Linked DNA regions of Mus musculus: region 1 is linked to region 2. Evidence: chromatin contacts called from ENCODE Hi-C or POLR2A ChIA-PET data. All regions are on one chromosome and are shown on one strand. Each heading gives the region's core, a stretch centred on a gene start or an enhancer-like site at or near the end of the contact. The rest is flanking DNA. Distances are from core to core; before and after follow the strand shown. Region 1 overlaps Ak5 (adenylate kinase 5). Region 2 holds the start of Nexn (nexilin).

Evidence for each region. Hi-C counts contacts between places; a loop is a spot of excess contacts on that map. ChIA-PET counts read pairs that join two places held with the same protein, here RNA polymerase II (POLR2A).
Region 1: a map of v-Abl transformed pro-B cells shows a loop between it and region 2 (2.6-fold over the local background). The contact joins the enhancer-like site here to the promoter of Nexn in region 2. A Hi-C loop is called at or near these places in 1 of 37 maps with a recorded cell type or tissue (v-Abl transformed pro-B cells). POLR2A ChIA-PET finds 5 or more read pairs at or near these places in 1 of 5 experiments (embryonic stem cell).

Annotation. Positions count from the first base shown.
Region 1 is chr3:152,466,798-152,472,242 of GRCm38, forward strand. All of the region lies in intron 13 of Ak5 (adenylate kinase 5), which reads right to left. Among named protein-coding and RNA genes, the nearest start is that of 3110067G11Rik, 20 kb to the right of the region's middle. Within about 2 kb of position 2,759, at least 1 of the 3 ENCODE cell types and tissues checked has a DNase peak (open chromatin) inside an H3K27ac peak, as active enhancers do.
Region 2 is chr3:152,264,394-152,270,336 of GRCm38, forward strand. Nexn (nexilin) reads right to left here and starts at 1,402. Exons shown (of 14, transcript NM_001357206.1): 1 at 1,320-1,402. Gm31999 (a long non-coding RNA gene) reads left to right here and starts at 2,127. Exons shown (of 2, transcript XR_376257.1): 1 at 2,127-2,279; 2 at 2,368-2,645.

The DNA.
Region 1 (5,445 bases), core at 1,509-4,008, 200 kb after region 2:
TCTCTCTTTTGGAGCCTCAGTTGAGGCTCTCTACCCTGCACTTACCCTGTGAGCCACAGGCTCTGCCTCGGGACCAGGAGTTGCCTCTCCTGTGTTTAGGTCCCTGACAGCACCCAGCTTTCTCTATGCCTCTGTCTCCTTTTCTTTATCCTCCTGGGGAGCTCAAGTTTTGCTGAGTGCAGTACAGTCCATGACCAGACACAAGAGATAACAGTGCACAGGCATGGTGCTAACTGACGGAGGAGTTCGGCCGGGAGTGCGAGCTGGTTCAGTGTAAGCATGAGGCCAGGGAGGAGCAACACTGAATGATAAACATGGCTAGTGATGACACGTGTGACACGTAAGCAGTGATGTAATGACTGACCTGAAAGGGGCGGTGACTGGAAGGTGGTTTATATTACCCAAGCTCACTTAGCAAAGAAGTGACGGGTTCAAAATTTAAGTTTGACACCTGTCATCTACATCATTATTGATCAGCTAGTTGAAGACGACTGGATGGTTGGCCATGGGTCAAGAAGCAATGGTGGAACGGGAAGTGGCGAGTGGGCTGTAAAGAAGCACATGGGCTTGTTCTGTGAAACCCATCAGCATGTAAAGGCTCCTCAGGGACACGGGAGAGATGGTAAAACCTCAAAGAACTGCCAGCAGTTGAGGGAAGCAGAGTCCTGTATTGGAACAGCCACATGCCCAAGCTTGTTGTTCTCCCACATATCTCAGCTTTCCCCTGGGCTTGTCACCTGTTTCTGGTGTTCCGTGAAGGGACTGAACTAGAGCCAAGCAAACTCCAGGTCTGGTGCTGCTGCTGCTAGTCAAGTCTGACTTCACTGTCTTTTTGAGACAAGGACTCACTGTGTCAATTTGGCTCTCCTGGAACTCTAGGTAGACAAGACCAGCCCTGAGCTCCCTCTGCCTCCCAAAGGGTGAGAGTAAAAGTGTTTACCACTAGGCATCTATCTGCCTTTTGAAAAGGTGTGTGTGTGTGTGTGTGTGTGTGTGTGTGTGTGTGTGTGTGTGTGTGTGTGTGAGACTGTGTGTGTCTGTGTGTCTGTGTGTATAGGGTGGGGGCTAGTTGACACTAGACTCTAGAGCTTTCACAAGACCCCTGCCCAGCTCAGTCTACATGTAATACCTCCTTCATTTTACATCATGACTTAAATATGGGGATTGCTTTCTTCTTTTGGGAGCTGTTTTGTTTTGTTTTTAAATTATGGAAAACTTCTCTCCAGAGACTCATGCTGTGGTGTTTGCTTTCGTGAAATCCAAATGCCTGGAAGTTGAAAGACAAAGCGACACCGTTGGCTTTCCTGGTGGAAACTCGCCGTTTTGCTGGCATGAAAGGGAAACTCACTAGCAGCTCTCCATCCTCAGGAGGCCAGAGAAGCAGTGGAGAGAGGAGAGTCTATAGGCGCGCAGTCAGCCTTGTTTTCTATAGGCACATAGTCAGCCTCGTTTTCTGGCAGCAGGCAGGTAAAATAGGATAGATTTCAGAAGTGGAGTCTTATAGAGCAAAGGAAGCTAGAGGAACAGGGTTGACCCAGAACCCCCAGTCTCCTCTGAATTTCTCCTCTGGTTCTTCACAGGCTCCTCAGCACTTCCCTCTGTCCCAGAGATACTCTGTTCATCTCAGTTCCCATGGAGAATTTTAAAAGAAAATTAAGTGATTCTTTTATCATTGTTTATAGCTGCAAAGGAACCAGACAGAACCACTTTACACAGAGCTAAGTTTTGTGGGGTACTTTGTTTTGTTTTGAGACAAGGAGTTGTGGAGCCCAAATTGGCCTTGAGCTTGCTCTACATCCCAGGCTGGCTTTGAACCACACTTCCTGGGTGCTGGGCCTACAGGCATGTGTCACCACACCGAGCATGCTTGTCCAATGCTCACATCCGTTTTTGGAGCTTGTAGTATTAGCACGTTTAGAACGGTTAGCTAACAAGATGCCCGAGTTCCACGTCCTCTGAGAGCAGAAGAGAGTTCATGGGACTAGCAGGGTGAGAACGAGACTCTCTTGGAGCAGTTGTGAGCTCGGGCCAGCCTCTACCGCGTGTAAGCTGTCCTGTTACCTCAGCGGCTTCTTAGTCAAAATGAGTTTCATGATTTACTTCACCCCAAAAACTCCAGTGCTGACTCTCTAGTCAAACTGAGATGTCTTCGTGTGTTTGGTAGAAAACCTGGTGAGTGGATTTGCTTCTGAAGGATCTGCCATCCTGGGTCTGAAACTTGATAGGAAGCTGTAGGGAGGAATTTCCCCGGTGAGTATAAAGTTAAATTTCTTGCTGTTGTTTTAAATCCCATAAGCGAGCATACGGAACTGGCACTGGGGCCCAGTGGCTGCTCGTTTCCTTTCTTCTTTCTCTTTGCTTTCGTCTGGAGTCCTGAAGCTGGTAGCTTTCTGAGCTGCAGCTTTGGTTTTTGTGTCTTGGCAATGTGGGCTTTTGGAACCAACCGAGCTGTGACAGTGGACTAGGGTTAGAGTCAGCACCACAGCCTCCTGTACTGTCTGCATAGGCCAGCTAGGAGTCGTGTGGCAACAGTGTCTGCCGCACTGTCCAGGCTGGGTGCCTGAGTGATCGCTCTGGGTGGGTGGTGGGACTCAGAAGTGGGTCTTGTATACTTTCAAGACTAAGCATGTATTCCTTTAAAACTAGTGGGAAAGCCCCCCGCCTGAAGAACACTACAGAAATAGACTGGAGGAATTCCAGGGGCCACTGTCAGCTCTACTTTATATCAGAAAGGGTTTTAAACAAGGTGACTCACCGAGGGTCACAAGTCTGGCCTGGGACTTTCCAACACCCAGAGCAGTGTGTCCAGCAATATTCCGTCAGTGTTGGCACGTTTCACCCCCAAGTGCTTCATGTCCAGCTACTTACTTAGTAGTAAATTCGCCCACAGTAGGCAAGTCTTCCCTCCCCTGGGCTAGTTCACCTATCTGTGGGGCTCTCCTATCCGCGGAGGCTGCTACAGCCTGGGGAGGGGAGCTTGAAGATGATGGCAGCTGCCTGGAGAACCGATGGAGGGAGAAGCCGGCTGAGTGGCTCCTCCCTCTGCTTGCTGAGATGGAAGCAGAAGCTGTGCATTGCTTCTCTGTCACACATACATGTAGGCGTGGAGTGGAGTGTATGTACAGTGGACCTGGCAAGGCGGTGCAACCGAGCTACTAGGGCTCTCTCCCCGTGGTTCTCTGGTGTCCGTTTTCAGCACTAACAAAGTAGATTGTAAATGTCACGTCTCTGTGGATCCAGTTGCCAGCATCCCCAATAAAAGGATGCCTGAGAGATGAGCCAGAGAGGCCTGGGAACCGATTTCTTGGAGAGTGACAGAGTACCGTAAGTATAACAGAAGTCGGATATCTCTGGAAAGCTTATTAGCTCAGTGTCAATGAGCCATTCATTGGTGAGTCTGTAGGTTTAGATTCAGATGATTCCAGAGTGAGAGAAGGGCTTTTTTTTTCCTGATTCTCAAATGGGATAAACTGTAAATTACATCTGGCTTTCCTCAGTCTCAGGACGGAAGCAGATTCCTTGGTTGTTCCAGGCGGCACAAAATGGGAAGCTTCCAAGATGATGCAGGTTATGAAGGTTCTTGGAGGCCTGACGTTCTTTCATTTCCTTATTTATTTACTTGTTTATTTATTTATTTGTATGTGCACAGTTGCACTGCTTGCACGTATCTGTGCCCCGTGTGCACGCAGTGTCCTTGGAGGACAGAAGAGGCTGTCAGACCCCCAGGGACTCGAGTTAACGGACAGTTGTGAGTCATCACGTGGGGGCTAGAAATCAAGCCGCTGACCTCTGGAAGAGCCCTGGGCCCTTACCCAGCCCTGAGGTTGTAAGCCATGTGCACACTCGATGATGTCATGTTTGTTTACTAACTACTTTTTTTTTTTTTTTTTTCGAGACAGGGTTTCTGTGTGTAGCCCTGGCTGTCCTGGAACTCACTCTGTAGACCAGGCTGGCCTCGAACTCAGAAATCCGCCTGCCTCTGCCTCCCCAGTGCTGGGATTAAAGGCGTGAGCCACCACACCTGGCTACTAACTGCTTTTGATCTTATGCATGCCAGTACGCAAAGTCAAGAGGAGCGAGCTTGTGGGAGTTGGTCCCTTCGTCGTCTGTGTAGGTCCTGGGACCCGAGCTCAGGGCTCCAGGCTTGATAGCAGCTGCCTTTGCCCATTTAGATATTTTGTCAGCCTGCTTATTTTATTTTTTAAGGTATAATAAATCTTTGAGGTTTTTGTTTTGTTTTGTCGTTTGGTTTTCTTTTTAAATAACAAGTGATTACAGGAAACCCTATAAAAAAAAGTTCAGCATCCAGGGGTCATAGTCGGAAGCACGGTATAGACCTTTCTTAACCAAGGGTTTAGGATTCTGGGAAACAAACAAACAAACAAACAAACATGGGCAGGTTTGGGGGGTTGGGAATTCACTCTCTGTCATTTAAGGGATGGATAATGTAGCCTGGGGAAGCAGGTTGTTGCGGCTGACTGGTGCCGGCCACGTCGGGAAGAGGAGGAAGAAGACTGTATGTACCCTTGTACCAGTCCTTGCGTTCCCTTAGCTTTGCCCCAGGTGACTCCCATAGCCTCTTAGTGGCCCCTCCTCCCCCTGGATCTTTTCTCCACAAGACAGTGGGGTAAATTCCAGATGGAAGCCCCAGATTACCTCAGCCCCCTTGTGCACGCTGGCTCCACTTTGATGTATTCTTGCATGCCTCTCCACCAGGTTTTATTGTCACAGACAAGTGAGTGATCTAGCCTCCGGAACTTCCGGCCTCCTCTCTGGGGGTGCTCCTTTGACTGCTCCGTATGATTCTTGGTCCCTAGACCGTATGATGTCCCTAGACGCTGTTGCCTTAGACTGCCTCCTACCTTCCCCACTAACCTGCTAAGCTCTGTGGGCTGGAACTGTGTCTAGCCACCAGCGTAGTGGATGGACCAGACACAAGATACAGAGTAGGGAAAAGAATGGAAACCTGGGTGGTTTCCCAAGGATTAATGGTGGCAGTGTGGGTTGTGTTGTATGACACCGAGTACCAGGCCTTTCTCCCAAGATAACTTTCATAGCCCCACCAACTCACTTGCTTCTCCCTAAGTCAGTTATTGGAAGAAATTGGCACAAACGAGCCAATTTATGACCTATAATTTATGACCTAATTATGACCTATATTTTTCATGACCTATATTAAGTCTAGTGTTGAGGTATTAGATCTAGGGACTAGAAGAGGCCTGCCTTTTGGATCATCCCGTTTGGCAGAGGTCTAGAAGCCACCTACAGTTTCTGGCAGAACTTTCTTTCCAGTTTGTTCGCCCCACAAAGCCCCCATTTTTCCTTTTTCCAGTACTGGAAACCGAATCCAGGCCTCATGCATTTTAGGTGAGCGCCCTACACTGGACTGTACCCCCAGCTCCTCAGGGTCTTTCTCCTCAGACAGAGGCTCACTAAGCTGTCCAG
Region 2 (5,943 bases), core at 152-2,651:
AAATGCTGCAGGTAAAATACAAAATTGTACACGGCTTTCCTTAAACGAGCCCTCAGAAGCACCAGGCAAAGGACAGTGCTGAGCTGGGCCTCAGGGTGCTGGCCTGTAATTCCAACTGCGCTGGAGGCTGGGACGGTCACAGTCCTGCCTGCCGGCACTACCGAGTTCAAGGCTCGCCTGGAAAACCTAGTAAAATAGATAAGGAAAGAACTTAGAAGCAAGAGAGCTTGCCTAGCAGGCACCAACTACACAGCATGAAATCTGTTTATATTACCACCTCCGCCCCCACGCACAAACAAAAGACTTTCCTTCAGTTAATTATGCACTTTCCCCATACAAACACACCCAAACGCAAAACAAACAAAACAAAAAAACAAAAACATGCAATTTGGATTTTCTTACAGTGGCAGTTCAACATATAAATGAATAATATTGGGGGAAATTTTATGTAGTTCACACACTATCGTGTGACCAAGACAGTCTAAAAACTTCGTTTCACAATACCGGGAACATACTTCTGAGACTCGTGCAATGGGCCGCGCGGCTCCTATACAAAAGTTGGTTGATGAATGACGCCCCGGTCAGAAAGGTGATTTCTTCGTGGGGCTTCTTTTCTCTGCCTGTCTGTCTTTTTCCAAGGGTAGTCACTTTGTGAGGGCATGCCATGTGCTATTTTTACCACGTTATCTATGCTCAACTCCTTGTCCACATTGTGGCCTTAAAAATAAAACGCTTATCTCAAGCCACTGAGCAATCACCTAATCTCTCAATTTGCTCCTTCTTCATTCAGACACACACACAAAGAGAGAGACCTGTATGTATGTGTTATGTATATGTGTATATAAACATATATGTATATATTACTCTTGAACATCTCACATATGATGCCTTTACTCTGACTTTTAGAGCTAGCTGCTCAACCTCCAAGTGTATCCCTGTCTTGGCACTGGGGAACAATTTGGAGGCCGGGCATGGCAGCCTAATAAATCCTTAATTTCCCCGCTTCCACGGACCCATCCGCAATTTCTTTAAAATCTCAGCCACAGCTGGCGGAGTCCGCAGTGGGCACGTGTTGGGTGCCACAGTGAACTCGCCCGCTCGGACCCTAGGGGTCCCCGGCGGAGAGCGTACACACATTCGGCTCATGGAAACACTCTCCCCCAAACTCAGCCGCCCAGATGCAGGTGGAGCAGAAGCGCCCGGCCCGGCGAGGGACCCCCAACCCCCGCAGCCCAGGATGGTCTGGCCGAGCGCAGGCCACCAGGAGGGCCCGGAGCCCCGCCGCGTCCGCCCAGCCCAGCCCAGCCCAGCCCTCCTACCCGCCTGCCGCCGCCCGGGCGCCGCTCCTCCCGCTCCGCGCTGCGTGTCGGGCTCTGCGCGCTGCCCCCGCCGCTCCCGCCGCCCGAGCCCGCTGGCCGCCGCGCGCCAGCAGCAAGTTTCCATAAAAGTCCTGGTGCAGCGGCTCCCGCATTCCAGACGGGCCCAGCGCCCGCTGCAGCTGTTCCCGGACCAGGCCAGTCCCCACCCCCACCGCCGCGCAGCAGAGGGTGGAGAGTCACCCAGAAAGAAGAGGGGCGCTGGCTGCCACCGCAGGCTGCCTCCTGGCAACCTGCCGGCCCGCTTCCCTCAGATTCTCTACCTGCCCTAGTAGCCCATAAAACTCCCTGACTTCTGGCCAGCTTCCCCTTTCCTTCGGAAGGAATGGGGCGACAGTGTGAAAACGCTGAGTCTGTCTGCCGCTCCTCTTTAACCTCGAGGAGAGGTGACTGGAAAAGACGCTCAAGGGAACGGGATAAGAGCCTGCTCTTAACTCAACGGCTCACCTTTCCTTAGCTGAAGGCAATACAAATCTGCGCTCTCACATCATCTAAAAGCACGACGTGAGTGTTAGGCACAAGCCTGCCAGGAAAACTACACTGGAGTGTGAGAGGCAAGCCCAGCTGAGGCCTCTTTGGATAAAGAGAGGCCCCGCTTCACTCCATCAACAGCAACCAACCAAACCGAGGAGCCATAGCTCTATGAGGAGCATGTTTGTGTCACAAAACAAGGCCCCGGGGTCACCTCCCAGAGCCACACAACAAAAACAGCATTAGTGAAACAAGTTAGCCAGTGCGGGGTGGGGGGCGGGGGACAGAGAGGGGGGCCCCAGCACTTAGGAGGGGACGGCACGAGCAGAGTTCCAAAGCTAGTCTTCACTATAGAGAGTCTGAGGACAGCCCGGGCTTCAATAGGCCATCTCTCGGAAATCCCCAAAGAAAAGAAAAATGAGAGGCACCGAGGTAGGTGACCCAGGGACAAAGGAAACCACTTCTGATTCCATCAGCAGACAGACCAAAGCTCAGGTGATGTTATTGCTCTTGAATATAGTGGTTTGCCATCCCAGCCCTCACTATCACCAGGAGGTAAATGTCAATAGGAGGTCTGGAGGCCGGCTCGTCCCTTCCACGATTCGGTGCCTTCACCTGTTCCGTTCATGGGAATGTCCACAGCCCCATACAAGCTCCCTACAGGACCCCTCCGTTTGAACCGCTCCTCTCCCGGAAGCCCCTCCCAGCGCTCTCCATGTCTACTGCAAGGCTCGAGGAGTCTTTTCCTCACCGTGCACTTATAATTGTATCTTTATTCTGATTAAAAAAAAAAAACTATTTGGAGACCCATGAGAGCTAATTACCCTTCTGAGGGTAGCTCCTCACTAGGCCCACTTTTTAAAAGATTTATTAATTTATTCATTTTATGAGTACACTGTAGCTACCTTCAGACACACTAGAAGAGGGAATCGGATCTCATTACAGATGGTTGTGAGCCACCATATGATATGGTTGCTGGGAACTGAACTCAGGACCTCTGGAAGAGCAATCGGTGCTCTTAACCGCTGAGCCATCTCTCCAGCTCTTTATTCTGATTTTTAAAGGATGAGATTTGTATTTCTACCCAATAGCCTCATCAAATCGTGCAAAACTGTCCATTTTCTCCATAAACACGGAGAGCATCCCGCTGTGCCTCCGGTAGTGTAATTGTCAGGTGAACATGTTAGAACATTCTCAATCTGCGGGTCACATAAGACCATTTGCATTATAATTCATAACAGGAGCAGAATTGCAGCTATGAAACAGCAATGAAAATAGTTTTATTTTGGGGAGTCACGACATGAGGGTATTAAAAAGACACAGCACTAGGAAGGTTGAGAACCGCTGGGAAGAGACTCAATGAGGGAATGTGTGATACAGTCCACCTGTCTCTTAATTGGGTTACGTTAGGTGGCGAGACGCACCTTCAGGTGGGCTCTGTTCTGTCCTGGCTCTGAGTCCTGGACTGTGTGGAAGAGGAGGAGGCTGTGGGTAAACACACATGCATTCACTCACTCTGCCTTTTCTTTAAAGTCAGGGTCTCGCTATGGCACCTTAGCTGGCCTGGAGCTGGGTATGTAGTCCAGGCTGGCCTTGGCTGTGATTAACTCTGGGTCACCACATCTGGTCCCCTATCTTTCTCTGCTTTTGACCGTGAATGTGGCTATGAGTAACCCAAAATGATGGACTGTGACCTGGAACTGAGCTCAGTAAAGCCGTTGTCCCTTCCGTTGTGAGAGTCTTCCAGCCGCAGAAAGGATGACTGTGACACGGAGCACAGAAAGGCTGCCTGTTCCCAGTATTCCATCATCCATTCAACATGACCAGTCACAGACATCCGACTGCGGTGACGGCAGGCACTCATGCTCTCAAGGAACACAGACTCCCGATGAAGGAGGATAGAAGCGCACCTGGGAATTAGGCTGTGTCTCTCGATGGCCAGTCTCCTGCGAGTCTCAAGGACAGCCCGGGCTTCAACAGGAGGCAGCGCATTAGTACTTCTCTTACTGTAACAGCCGCCTGAGGCCGAGTAACTCCACAGTTACCTGCGGCTTACTTCGCTCATTATTCTAGAACGTGGTGGTGGGACTGGCTTGAGCACGATGTGGACATTGGTTCAGGTGGCACCCGTTAGCACAGAATTTGTGGGAGAGATCACATATAGAGATGGGAAGGCATGGTGTAGGAGGGGCCGCTAATGACCACTGTGGATGCCAGTGCCTCTTTGTTTTGCATGTGTGGTGTGCATGCATGTATTGAAATGCATGTGGATGCACGTGTGTACATGTGGAGGCCAGAGAACACTTCAGGTACTATTTGCTTAGGAAGAGCATCCACCTTCTTGAGTCTCTGACAGGCCTGGAGCTCAGTTAGTCAGGCTGAGCAGCCAGCTACAGGGATGTCCTGCCTCCTCCTCCCCAAGTGAGCACTGCCATGCCTGACATCTGTACACTAGGTAATGAGAGCTGATCTTGGGTCCTCATGATGGCAAGGCAGGCACTTTTCTGACTGAATTCTCTCCTCAGCCCTAGCAGCCTCTCGCTGAAAGGGCTTAAAGGTTCTACTACGGTTTATCACCACAGAGGACTCAGCACCCTCACACAGTTTACATGAATGAAACAAGCCCTATCTCCACCCCAGGAGGCAGAGAGCTATGTAAAGAGTTTAAGATGTGAATATCTGGGAAAGAACTGCTCCACAGAAGGATCCTATCTAACAAGTGCTAGGAAAAATAAGGAGGCTCGTGTGGGTGAAGCCTAAGACATGACTGGTAAAATAATGGCAGCAAGGTGGGCAGGAGCTGGCATGCCGAAGTTCTGGTGGGCACCTAGGGATTCTGATCCCACTCTAAGACAGGGAGCCACGAGGGGATCTTGGACAGAGTAGTGGCACGCTATGTGCTGATTGCAGTTCCTTTGACTTAGCTCAAGTGCTGCACATAGACAAGCGCGGTGAGGGAGGAGACAGGAGACAGAGGAAGAGGGCTCTGCAGAACCAAGATGACAGGCCACGGCATTTGCTGACGGAAAGGGAGTGAGTGGGGCTGCTTAGCTTCTTCTCAGACAGAACTAGCAGGCTTTAGGTTTCTTTCTTTCTTTCTTTCTTTCTTTCTTTCTTTCTTTCTTTCTTTCTTTCTTTCTTTTTTTAGTTTTTCAATTTTCAAGACAGGGTTTCTCTGTATAGCCCTGGCTGTCCTGGAACTCACTCTGTAGACCAGGCTGGTCTCGAACTCAGAAATCTGCCTGCCTCTGCCTCCCGAGTGCTTGGGATTAAAGGCGTGCGCCACCACACCCGGCTTCGGAGACAGGTTTCTGACCTTCAAAGCAGGGAGAACTCTTTTGTTTGGGAATACTTCCGGCAGCCGACAGCTGGTGGGAATCAAGATAGGTTAAGTTTTAAAATCTAAATCAAACTCAAGATTTGCAAATATGTATATGAATTCCTGCTGTATTTATCCTGAATCAACTACGTCTGTTCCCAACCTGTTTTAGTTGTATTTTACGGTCCTGGGATTCAAACTCTGGACCTCACGTGTACTGAGTGAGCACTCGACCACTGAGCTGTACCTTCAGCCTTCTTTCAAATTAGACAAACTCACAATTCACACAGAAGCAATGTTAAAGCTTTGGAATGAATCAATAAAGGCAAATAGCTTATAACTATTTGCCATCAAGACTTAGAGTACAACTGTAATATAGCAGGTACAAACACAAAGCAAGGGAAGAGTCTCCAGTCACGGTTCCTTGTATTTCTAGGCATTTTTCACCTTTAAAGTAAGGGTTGCAGGGGTGGAGAGATGGCACAGAGGTTAAGAGCATTGACTGACTGCTCTTCTAGAGGTTCTGAGTTCAATTCCCAGCAACCACACGGTGACTCACAACCATCTGTAATGGGATCCAGTGCCCTCTGCTGGTGTGTCTGAAGAGAGCATCAGTGTATGGTTAACCCTGAAAACATACATACATACAAGTAACATACATACAAGTAATATAAGCTCAACGGGTTCTATTTAGGAACATATATATGAGTATACAAATACAGATATGCATGTAATAACAATTGATTTAAAAAGAGGCCATAAATCTGAAGGAGTGAA